Linked DNA regions of Homo sapiens: region 1 is linked to region 2. Evidence: chromatin contacts called from ENCODE Hi-C data. All regions are on one chromosome and are shown on one strand. Each heading gives the region's core, a stretch centred on a gene start or an enhancer-like site at or near the end of the contact. The rest is flanking DNA. Distances are from core to core; before and after follow the strand shown.

Evidence for each region. A loop is a pair of places that touch in the nucleus more often than their neighbours do. Pooled maps may share reads with other maps.
Region 1: a map with no recorded cell type shows a loop between it and region 2 (2.9-fold over the local background). The contact joins the enhancer-like site here to the promoter of XXYLT1-AS2 in region 2. A Hi-C loop is called at or near these places in 6 of 37 single-sample maps with no recorded cell type and 5 of 50 pooled maps.

What each region holds. Positions count from the first base shown.
Region 1 is chr3:195,394,072-195,398,621 of GRCh38, reverse strand. The region is part of intron 1 of ACAP2 (ArfGAP with coiled-coil, ankyrin repeat and PH domains 2); the gene reads left to right. Among named protein-coding and RNA genes, the nearest start is that of ACAP2, 47 kb to the left of the region's middle. RefSeq lists an enhancer at 3,779-3,868. Within about 2 kb of position 1,386, at least 2 of the 41 ENCODE cell types and tissues checked have a DNase peak (open chromatin) inside an H3K27ac peak, as active enhancers do.
Region 2 is chr3:195,146,174-195,150,905 of GRCh38, reverse strand. XXYLT1-AS2 (XXYLT1 antisense RNA 2) reads right to left here and starts at 3,035. Exons shown (of 2, transcript NR_102711.1): 1 at 2,801-3,035. All of the region lies in intron 3 of XXYLT1 (xyloside xylosyltransferase 1), which reads left to right. LOC105374296 (a long non-coding RNA gene) reads left to right here. Exons shown (of 2, transcript XR_001741088.2): 2 at 248-1,635. It also overlaps the pseudogene RN7SL36P. RefSeq lists enhancers at 480-689, 2,918-2,967, 3,208-3,317.

The DNA.
Region 1 (4,550 bases), core at 137-2,636, 250 kb before region 2:
CTTGTTGCCCAGGCTGGAGTGCAATGGTGTGATCTTGGCTCACCGCAACCTCTGTCTCCTGGGTTCAAGTGATTCTCCTGCCTCAGCCTCCCGAGTAGCGGGGATTACAGGCATGCGCCACCATGCCTGGCGCATTTTTAGTAGAGACAGGGTTTCACCATGTTGATCAGGCTGGCCTCGAACTCCTGACCTCCCGTGATCTACCTGCCTTGGCCTCCCAAAGTGCTGGGATTACAGCCGTGAGCCACCATGCCTGGCCAGTGGAGATATTTATAAAAGGTTATTATGTAACAAATATACAGTTGCTTCTTGGCCTTTTGGCTAAGATTAAGTGTAAATATAAATTTAGAACTGTAACCTTCCTTCATACTGATTCTATGTTGGTTCTCCTCTGTTTTTAGGCTCTTAGAGGAGTTGGATAGAACCTTCCTTGATAACCTTAGAAACCAAGTGGATTTTTAAATATTTCATCATTTTATATGTCATATATATGTAGTCCTCTAGTCTAGATTGAAGTTAGGAAGTTAGGAGAGGACTCCAGTCTGTATTTGACGTGTGATCTTTGGAAAGGGACAGCAGTATTGTGTTTTTGTCTCTCTTCCAGTAAGCCTTTTGCACGCCTAGAAGTGTTTTCTCTTAAAGGAAATTAGATTTGCTGTTTTAATTGCTGATCTTAGGCCTGTTTTAACTGTTTTTGCCCCTTTTCAGACTATTTCAAATTCATTTTGGAAGTATGTGATGATCTTATTACTGCTTTCTTCTCAGGTGGCCCCATAACATGAAAACAAAAAGAGATTGTGCATTTTCTTTAACACTATGTAAATAATCATAGCTGACATTCACTGACTACTTAGTGTTTTCACATGTATATTAACATTTGTCATACGTCTCTGTGGGAGAGAGTGTTGTTTATCTATGTTTTAGAGAAGAAACCGAAACACAACTTGTTCATCATTACACAGCTAATAAGAAGTATAGTAGCGATTCAAACACAAGAAGTTTTCTTTTTTTTTTTTGAACTTTATTCTACTGCCTCTCAACATAGAGATATTGTAGAGACCCAGCATAGAGGACCCAGAACTTAATCAAACTAATAAGGGGTGGCCATTCACATTATAAAAGTATTTAATGGAGCACTTCTATTAAAAAGCAGGTTTCTAGAGTGTGTGCTGTGTTGTTTTCTGGTCGAAAACAGAGGGAGTAATCTCATTGGTATAGGACCTTTTCGTCACTCTTTTTTAACCACTTAACAAATCCCAGGACTGCCCTTGGGTCAGTGGGCCATCCTTGATGCAGCTGTTGTCCTTTCCTTGCAAAGAATAGTCCAGCATTGCCCAAGGTACATAAGGCTGTTGAGCTGAAAGAGGAAGTTGACTTAGGGTGATAGGTACTATGATGGACACATACATATAGGCACCTCTCCTGAGTCTCTAAACGGTTATTCAATTTACATGCAGCTTTTAGAAATACATGTATTATATAAAACAAAAGAATACAACAGTTTCAAAATCTGCACATTTTGAATATTTATTTCTATTTGATGATTTCTTTATTAGGTAGTTATGACTTAGAGCCTGAAATCCACCTTTAATGTTTGAGGATATTTATGTGCCTATTAATGATCTTGAATATCCTGCTATTGGCAATTTAGATTGCATCACCATGTGACCTAATTTTTTTTAAATTATTAATTTCATTTTAAGGCTATTGCCAAGTTGGAATGAAGGGTTTTTTTTTTTTGGTGGTGGTTGTTAGTTTTTAAGGATTTTAAATGGATGGGAAAAATAATTATTTAGCATACTTCTTCTTTTTTTTTTTTTTTTTTTTTCTTTTTTGAGACACAGTCTCACTCTGTCTCCCAGGCTGGAGTGCAGTGATGCAATCTTGGCTCACTGCAACCTCTGCCTCCCGGGTTCAAGCAATTCTCCTGCCTCAGCCTGCCAAGTAGTTGGGATTACAGACATGCGCCACCATGCCTGGCTAATTTTTGTATTTTTAGTAAGACAGGTTTTCACCATGTTGGCCAGGCTGGTATTGAACTCCTGACCTCAAGTGATCTGCCTGTCTCAGCCTCCCAAAGTGCTGGGATTACAGACGTGAGCCACCGTGCCCGGCCCATACTTCTTTTTTCTTTAAAATAATTTTATAAGGAAAATGTAATGCTCATGTTACACATTTAATGTATTTAGTTATTTTAATGTATACTCTTTTTACAAACAGTAGCTTAGAAAGTTTATTGCTACAAGAATATGCAGTTATCTGAGTGGAGAGAGTTCTATTTTTGAGCCTCATTCATTTCATAGCCATGTCTTGGTGGTAAACTTGCTGTTGGATTTTTTTCTCTTCTAGTTTTCTTATTTGTTTTTTTTTGAGATGGAGTTTTGCTCTTGTGTCCCAGGCTGGAGTGCAGTGGCGCGATCTCAGCTCACTGCAATCTCCACCTCCTGGGTTCAAGTGATTCTCCTGCCTCAGCCTCCCTAGTAGCTGGGATTACAGGTGCCTGCCACCACGCCTGGCTAATGTTCATATTTTTATTAGAGAAGGGGTTTCACCATGTTGGCTGGGCTGGTCTTGAACTCCTGACCTTATGTGATCCACCCACTTCAGCCTCCCAAAGTGCTGGGATTACAGGCATGAGCCACCACACCCAGCTTCTCTTCTAGTTTTATGTTTTTAGGTAACTATTTTTCAATTGATAATAAAAAACTATGATGCATGAATAGATAAGAGAATGAAGGTATTGTTATTAAAAATAAAGTATCTGTTTTTCTGAATTCTGGGCTTATTCAGCTTCTTAGAGTACAGACTGCTAGAGCTAAGTCCAAATTTTATTTTCTTTTATGTATTTCATATATGAGAAAAGATTTTCATTCATGTTCTTATATTTGACATTCTTAATGGTCAGTAAACTTTCTGTAAAGGGCCAGATAGTAAATATTTTATGCTTTGTGGGCCATATGGTCTCTCTTGCAGCTACTCAACTACGCCATCATGGCGTGGAAGCTGCCATAGAGACTACGGAAGTGAATTAACTTGTCTCTGCTTCCGTAAAACTTTAGAGGAACAGAAATTTGAGTTTAATATAATTTTCATGCATCACAAAATATTATTTTTTAAAAATATTTTTCAGCCACTTAAAAATGTAAGAACTATTTTTAGCTTATAGACTTTGTAAAAACAGGTTATGGGTCAAACTTGCCTGTTGGGTAATTGTTTGCTGACCTTTGTGACTGTGCTCATTGTCTTCTCTTTTCTTCCCTTTCTCTTAACATCTATCTCCCTTATTACTTATTCTCTGTTTTGCTCATTTTGCTGCTCAGTCATATATTTTATTTCATTATTAATGTGTATATAACTTGATTTTTTTAAATTAAATTTTAAGCTATGGAGGGTAGGGGTCTATAATTTTGGCCTCTTTATTGCCTTGCATTTTTATAAAAGTTATGTGCTTCGTAAAAATTGGGGAGGATTGCAGAGAATTAATATCTATCATTTAATATTTTGAAAGATTGTTGGGTAAATTCTTTTATTTCACTTATTAGTTTTTTAAACATATGTCCCAGAATGGTTCTATCTCAATGAATAGAAGTCATCTATTCATCTGCGAATTGATTTTGTTCTTTGTGTCATGTACTGTGATTGATGATATGAACAGTCCTCATTTAGTCTTTACCACCCCCTACTTTAAAAAAAAAAAAAAAAAAGAGATGGAGTCTTGCCCTGTGGCCCAGGCAGGAGCGCAGTGGTGCAGTCATAGCTCACTGTAACTTGAAACTCCTGGGTTAAATAAAGCAATCCTCCGGGCTCAAGCAGTCCTCCTGCCTCAGAATCCACAGTAGCTGGGATTACAGCCACACACTATGTGCCTAGCTAACATTTTTTATTTGGAATTTTTTGAGAGACTGAGTCTTGCTTTGTTGTCCAAGCTGGTCTCAAACTCCTGGCCTGACGCTACTTTTTGTATTTTTAGTAGAGACTGGCTTTTGCTCTGTTGGCCAGGCTGGTCTAGAACTCCTGGCCTCAAGTGATCTGCCCAGCTCGGCTTCCCGAAGTGCTGGGATTACAGGCGTGAGCCACTGTGCCTTGCTGCTTACCTTTCTTTAAACATGTTGTTTTACAAAAGTGAATTAGTAGAATTGCACAGTGAAATAAGATTGGAGAAGTTACAAAAAGTTTATCCCAACCCATTTGTTTAGTAGAAACCAACGATTAAATCTCAAACTGGTCATTTCAACTAATTTGCTTGAAAGAAATGGAAGACTGAGTAAAGATAAATAAAGGTTAAAATGTAAATGAAGAGGGTATCTGACAATTAGCGTACTTAGTGAGTTTCTCCCTTGGCTCAACAAACATTTTGTTTGCGTGTCTGTACTGCTATGGGGAACTGAGACTAGTGAGCGAGGTGCACAGTGATAGAATGTGTGTGAGGTGCTGGAGGGGCACGGGAGGGTACGCCATTCAGCTTGAGTGGTTGAGGGGTTCCAGGAGGACCATGTCTTGGGGAGATGGTGTTTGGACTTCTTTTTCCCCTTTATTAGCTTTAAACGTTG
Region 2 (4,732 bases), core at 1,786-4,285:
GATGGAGAGAGAGAGAGGGAGAGGGAGAGGGAGAGAGTGTGTGTGTGTGTGAGAGTGTGTGAGAGAGTGTGCGTATGTGTGAGTGTGTGTGTATGTGAGTGTGTGAGAGTGTGCATATGTGTGTGAGTGTGTGCGTATGTGGGCTGTGGCCCTTTGTTATGGTCACTTTGTGGAGCTGGCCGCCTGAGGATCCTCTGAATGGGAGCTTGTTGGTGGCGGCATAGGCTTCCGGTTTCATTCTCCCCAGGCTCTGCGGGCAGCCGTGTGCTGTGTGAGCCCCGGCCCACCCTGAGGAGGAAGCGGCAGGCTATTCCTGTCAGCTGCTGATAACATGCCACCAGGCGGGAATTCGCTTTTGTGTTAAGTATTTTAATCATGTCCGCTCGTTCACCTTTTTAAGTCACATGGTTTTATTTGCTGATGGTGCTGTGCCAGCCTCGGGTTCTTCCAGACGCTCGGAAGGAAAGCTTCTCTGCAGGCTGCGTCATCCCACTCCAAGGACTGGTGCTGGGCTCCCAGGGGAGTGTTGGGGAGGGAGTGAGCGCCAGCACAGAGGGAAGAAGGGAGGGTGTGGACTGACTACCTCTACCACTCAGTTGCTGTGTGACCTTGGGCAAGTCTCTTGACGTCTCTGAGCCTTAGTCTCTTTAGCTCATGAGAAATGGAGATTATAACACTATATGTGGCAGAGTTGAGGGAGATTGAATCAGATAATGTATTTATGGTGCCTAGCACGAGCAGCACTCCTGGGTGGTGGTGGCAGCGTTATCCACAGTCCCAGCTTGGCCACTGATAAGTTCTGTGAACCTAGGGAAGTCACTTAACCTCAGCCTCAGTTTCCTTATATGTACGGTTGGGGCTGCTGACAACTTAGCAAAATTATTGCTCATCTTTTGGCTTCTCAGCATCTTAACCCCTTTCCTAGAATTTGGGAATTCTCTGCCATAGAAGCCTGCCTCCTATTATGGAAGACAAAAACGCTGGATATGTTATCTCCCGGCTTCCTCGCAGCTAGCTAGGGTGTTGGTACTGTGTTTCCCTCCTTCCCGCTTCTGCGGAAATTACCATCATACATTTATTAATAGTGTCTTATCTATACAGACCAGTTTTTATGGCTTTACCCTAAACATTGTAAGGTATTTGCAAAACAGAAACAGACAGTATTACAAAGAGAAAATAACTAGTCCGCAATAGTGAAGAACATTTTAATATCCCAGAGAATATTGGAAACCAGGGGATCAAAGATGGGGGGAGGGACGAATGTAGATTGCAGTATAGTTGCAGCAGAGGAGGAAGGGACGAGGACAGGGGGAGAGACCGAGGACTGTGCCCGAGGCAGCCCCCACTCCCTGTTTCACTGAGCCTGGCTTCCACTTTCCCCCGTGCGTGGGGTGTTTGGTCCCTGCTACGCTGCACAGAGGGTGAACATCTGGCCCTTTGCTTGCTTCCAGGTTCCAGCCATGGCTCTAGCCCTGATCTCCAATATGGTTTCTGTTCTGTTCCTGGCCCATGGAGATGTTTATCTCATTTTCAAGCCGACTATGCCCTTTCCTCCTGTTGCCCCCCCATCGGATGAAAACAATTGTTATCTAAAACTCATCATTAAAAAGTGATACATTTTTGTTTTGAATAGCATATGGAGGTTATTATTTTTCCAGAAATTTTCTATATTTTTATCAGGGGGTGTGTGTGTGTATATGTAAATAAACTCTCTATACCTTTGTACATCTTTTTTTGTTCACTTAACAGTGTATCTTGACCATCCTTATACCTAAGTCAGCCTTCTTTGATAAATGTTGCTGGTCTCTTGGTATGATTTTTCTTTTTACTATGAAAACCTTTCAACATATACAAAAGTAGAAAGCATCATGTAATATTTCTGGATGCCCCAATATTATAATATCCATGCAGCCTCAATAACTATCAGCCCTTAGCCAATCTTTGTTTTATGTCTCCTCCCACCCACTTTTCCTCTTCCCCTGATTATTTTGAAACGAATCTCAGTCGTCACAGCATTTCGTCTGTAAATGTCATTTTCAGTCTATTAGTTTCTTAAAAACACATCTGCTGTGGCCGAGTTTAGAGCTGAGGAGAGTTATATGAGCTCATAGTGTCACTCTGTCTTCAAGTTCCTCAGTCTGAAATCAGTTGGTACAAGGGAAGAAAATAGAGAGAGGCAGCACTAACCTCTAGCCAAGCACACTTTCCATCTCTCTGCAGATTGCCTCATGTCAGGATGTTAGCGTGACCGTCACGTCTGGAAGGCTTTATGGCTGATATAAATTCAGGTCCGTTGTTCACTAGGCATGAAGCCCTCCGTTGTAAGGGAACCAGCCATCACCCTCATTACGAGATGCATAAATGTAGGACTTGAAGATAAAAGCTATTGGGTTCTTTTCGTCTCTCTGACACCTGAAGATGAATTTCTTGAACCTTGTTCTCGTGTTTAAAAAAAAAAAATTAACCAAGATTGAGCCTGTCAGTTTCTATCAGAGTTAAATCTGAGTAAAGGAGAAAAAAGCTTGCCACCTTTTAAAATAGTGATTCCTTCACTCCCTGGGAGTTAGAAAACTGGGCTAAGTGTTTTTGTGTAGCCCGTGTGACCTGGAGGCCGTGCTATAACCCCTGCAGGAATTACTCATAAAAAGGGAGGGATGTACCTGCCCTGTGGTAGAGATCAGAAGTCTACTCTGAGGTTGTTATTTTTAAATAACATCAGTGGAAAAGGTATTTTAAAAGGAAAACTCTGTACAGAGAACCCAAGCGGGATTGTGTTGCTGTCATTGTGACCGTCTCTTACCTGATGGCTCTGCCTCCCGGGCAGGCTAGGAGCTCCGGGATGACGTCCCAAGACTCGGGCGCATAGCGGGGGCTGCTGAAGATCGGAGTGTGAGGCTGAGAGATGAGGTCCAGGTGGAGCACGTGAAAAGCTTCCTGTGTCTGAAAACACGACTCCTTCCAGTTCTTTTGTCTGTCTGCACATTATGAGTATTTTGGTACTACTGAATCCGTTTTTAAAAGTTCACCACGTCGTGCCTGACACAGGTGTCTCCTGAAAGAATGAGTGAGGAAGTGAATGCGTGGAAGGGGTGGGACTGGGAGGCAGCCCTTCTGTTCTGTTTATGCCGTGCAGACCAATGCCAGGCACTTCGATGTTTGTTGAGTGAATGCAGGAACAGATGTGTAGTCAGAGGGCGTTTCCTCCGCGGTGCTGGCCAGCTGCTAAGTCAGGCTCTGTAGTCCCATTACTGGTCTTAGAGAAGTTACTTTCACATTCAGTTTTTGTTTGTAAAGACAGTCCATGGGAAAGTTTGTTATTCTCAGTTTGTTTGTTTGAGACATAGTTTCTTTCTTGTCGCCCAGGCTGGAGTGCAGTGGTGTGATCTTGGCTCACTGCAACCTCCGCCTCCCGGGTTCAAGCGATTCTCCTGCCTCAGCCTCCCAAGTAGCTGAGATTACAGGCGCTGACCACCATGCCTGGCTAATTTTTGTATTTTTAGTAGAGACAGGGTTTCATCATGTTGGCCAGGCTGGTCTCGAACTCCTGACCTCAGGTGATCCACCTGCCTGGGCTTCCCAAAGTGCTGGGATTACAGGTGTGAGTCACCATGCCCAGCCTATTCTCAGTTTTTTATTTGGCTCATTGTGTGTGTGAGCCATAGGATTGGTCCCATGAGGAATTACGAAGTAGAAGACATGCCTCTTGCTTTCAAGGAAGATATAACGTGAGGGAGATAGGGTAGATAAAACTTAATGAAAACGCAAATGCCTGCGGTGTCAACACTGAGTCAGTACTGCTGTTTAGAGATATCCCATGGACAAGATACATAGACTTTTTGCTGTAGGAACTGTAAATTTTACTGAGTGGCTCACCTCTCCCTCAGCTTAATATTCTGCCTTCAGCTGGGCATGGTAGCCTGCACCTGTAGTTCCAGCTACTTGGAAGGCTGAGGCAGGGGGGTCACTTAAGCCCAGGAATTCTGTGGGTGTCTGCACTAAGTTTGGCATCAACTTGGTGACCTCCTGGGAACGGGGGACCACCAAGTTGCCTAGGAAGGGATGAAGCAGCCCAGGCTGGAAATGAAGCAGGTTAAAACTCCTGTGCTGATTAGTAATGGGATTACGCCTGTGACTAGCCATGCACTCCAGCCTGGGCAACATAGCGAGACCCTGTCTCTAAAAAAAGAAACCAAACAAACAAAAATGGAGTTCTGCCTTCAAAATGCTAAGAAGTGGGTATCACATTCCCTTCTTTCCTCTGAAAAGTCTCTCGGAGTGGTGTTTGGCTTTGCAATGCAGGCGTAGCCTCTAAGAGTGCTCTTGGGATAGACCAAACTCTGTGCCCGAATAGAAAGCTCACTGGGCAGGCATTTGCCGAGGGTTTGGCTATGCAGTAGAGAGAAACCAGACCCTGTCCTCCAGGAGCTTGCAGTGGGACGTGGGTCTGGACAGGGCTACAGTGGAGGCACAGCGGCGGATGATGGGCCCGCAGGACTGTGTGCTTTGTTGCATTGCTGCAATCTGTTTCCTATGCCAAATAAACATCATCGCATTGAAAGAACCTTATTTGTAATCCAGGCAGCAGAAAGGCTTATCTGTAAGCATCTTCCTGGGGAAAAAAAGCAAAATAGCACAGTTGAATCCCAGTGGCATGTGTACAAGAGGGACCTTCTGTAACAAACCACGTGTGGAAAGGACTGAGCTGAGCGTGACCAGCCCCACATGAAGGGAA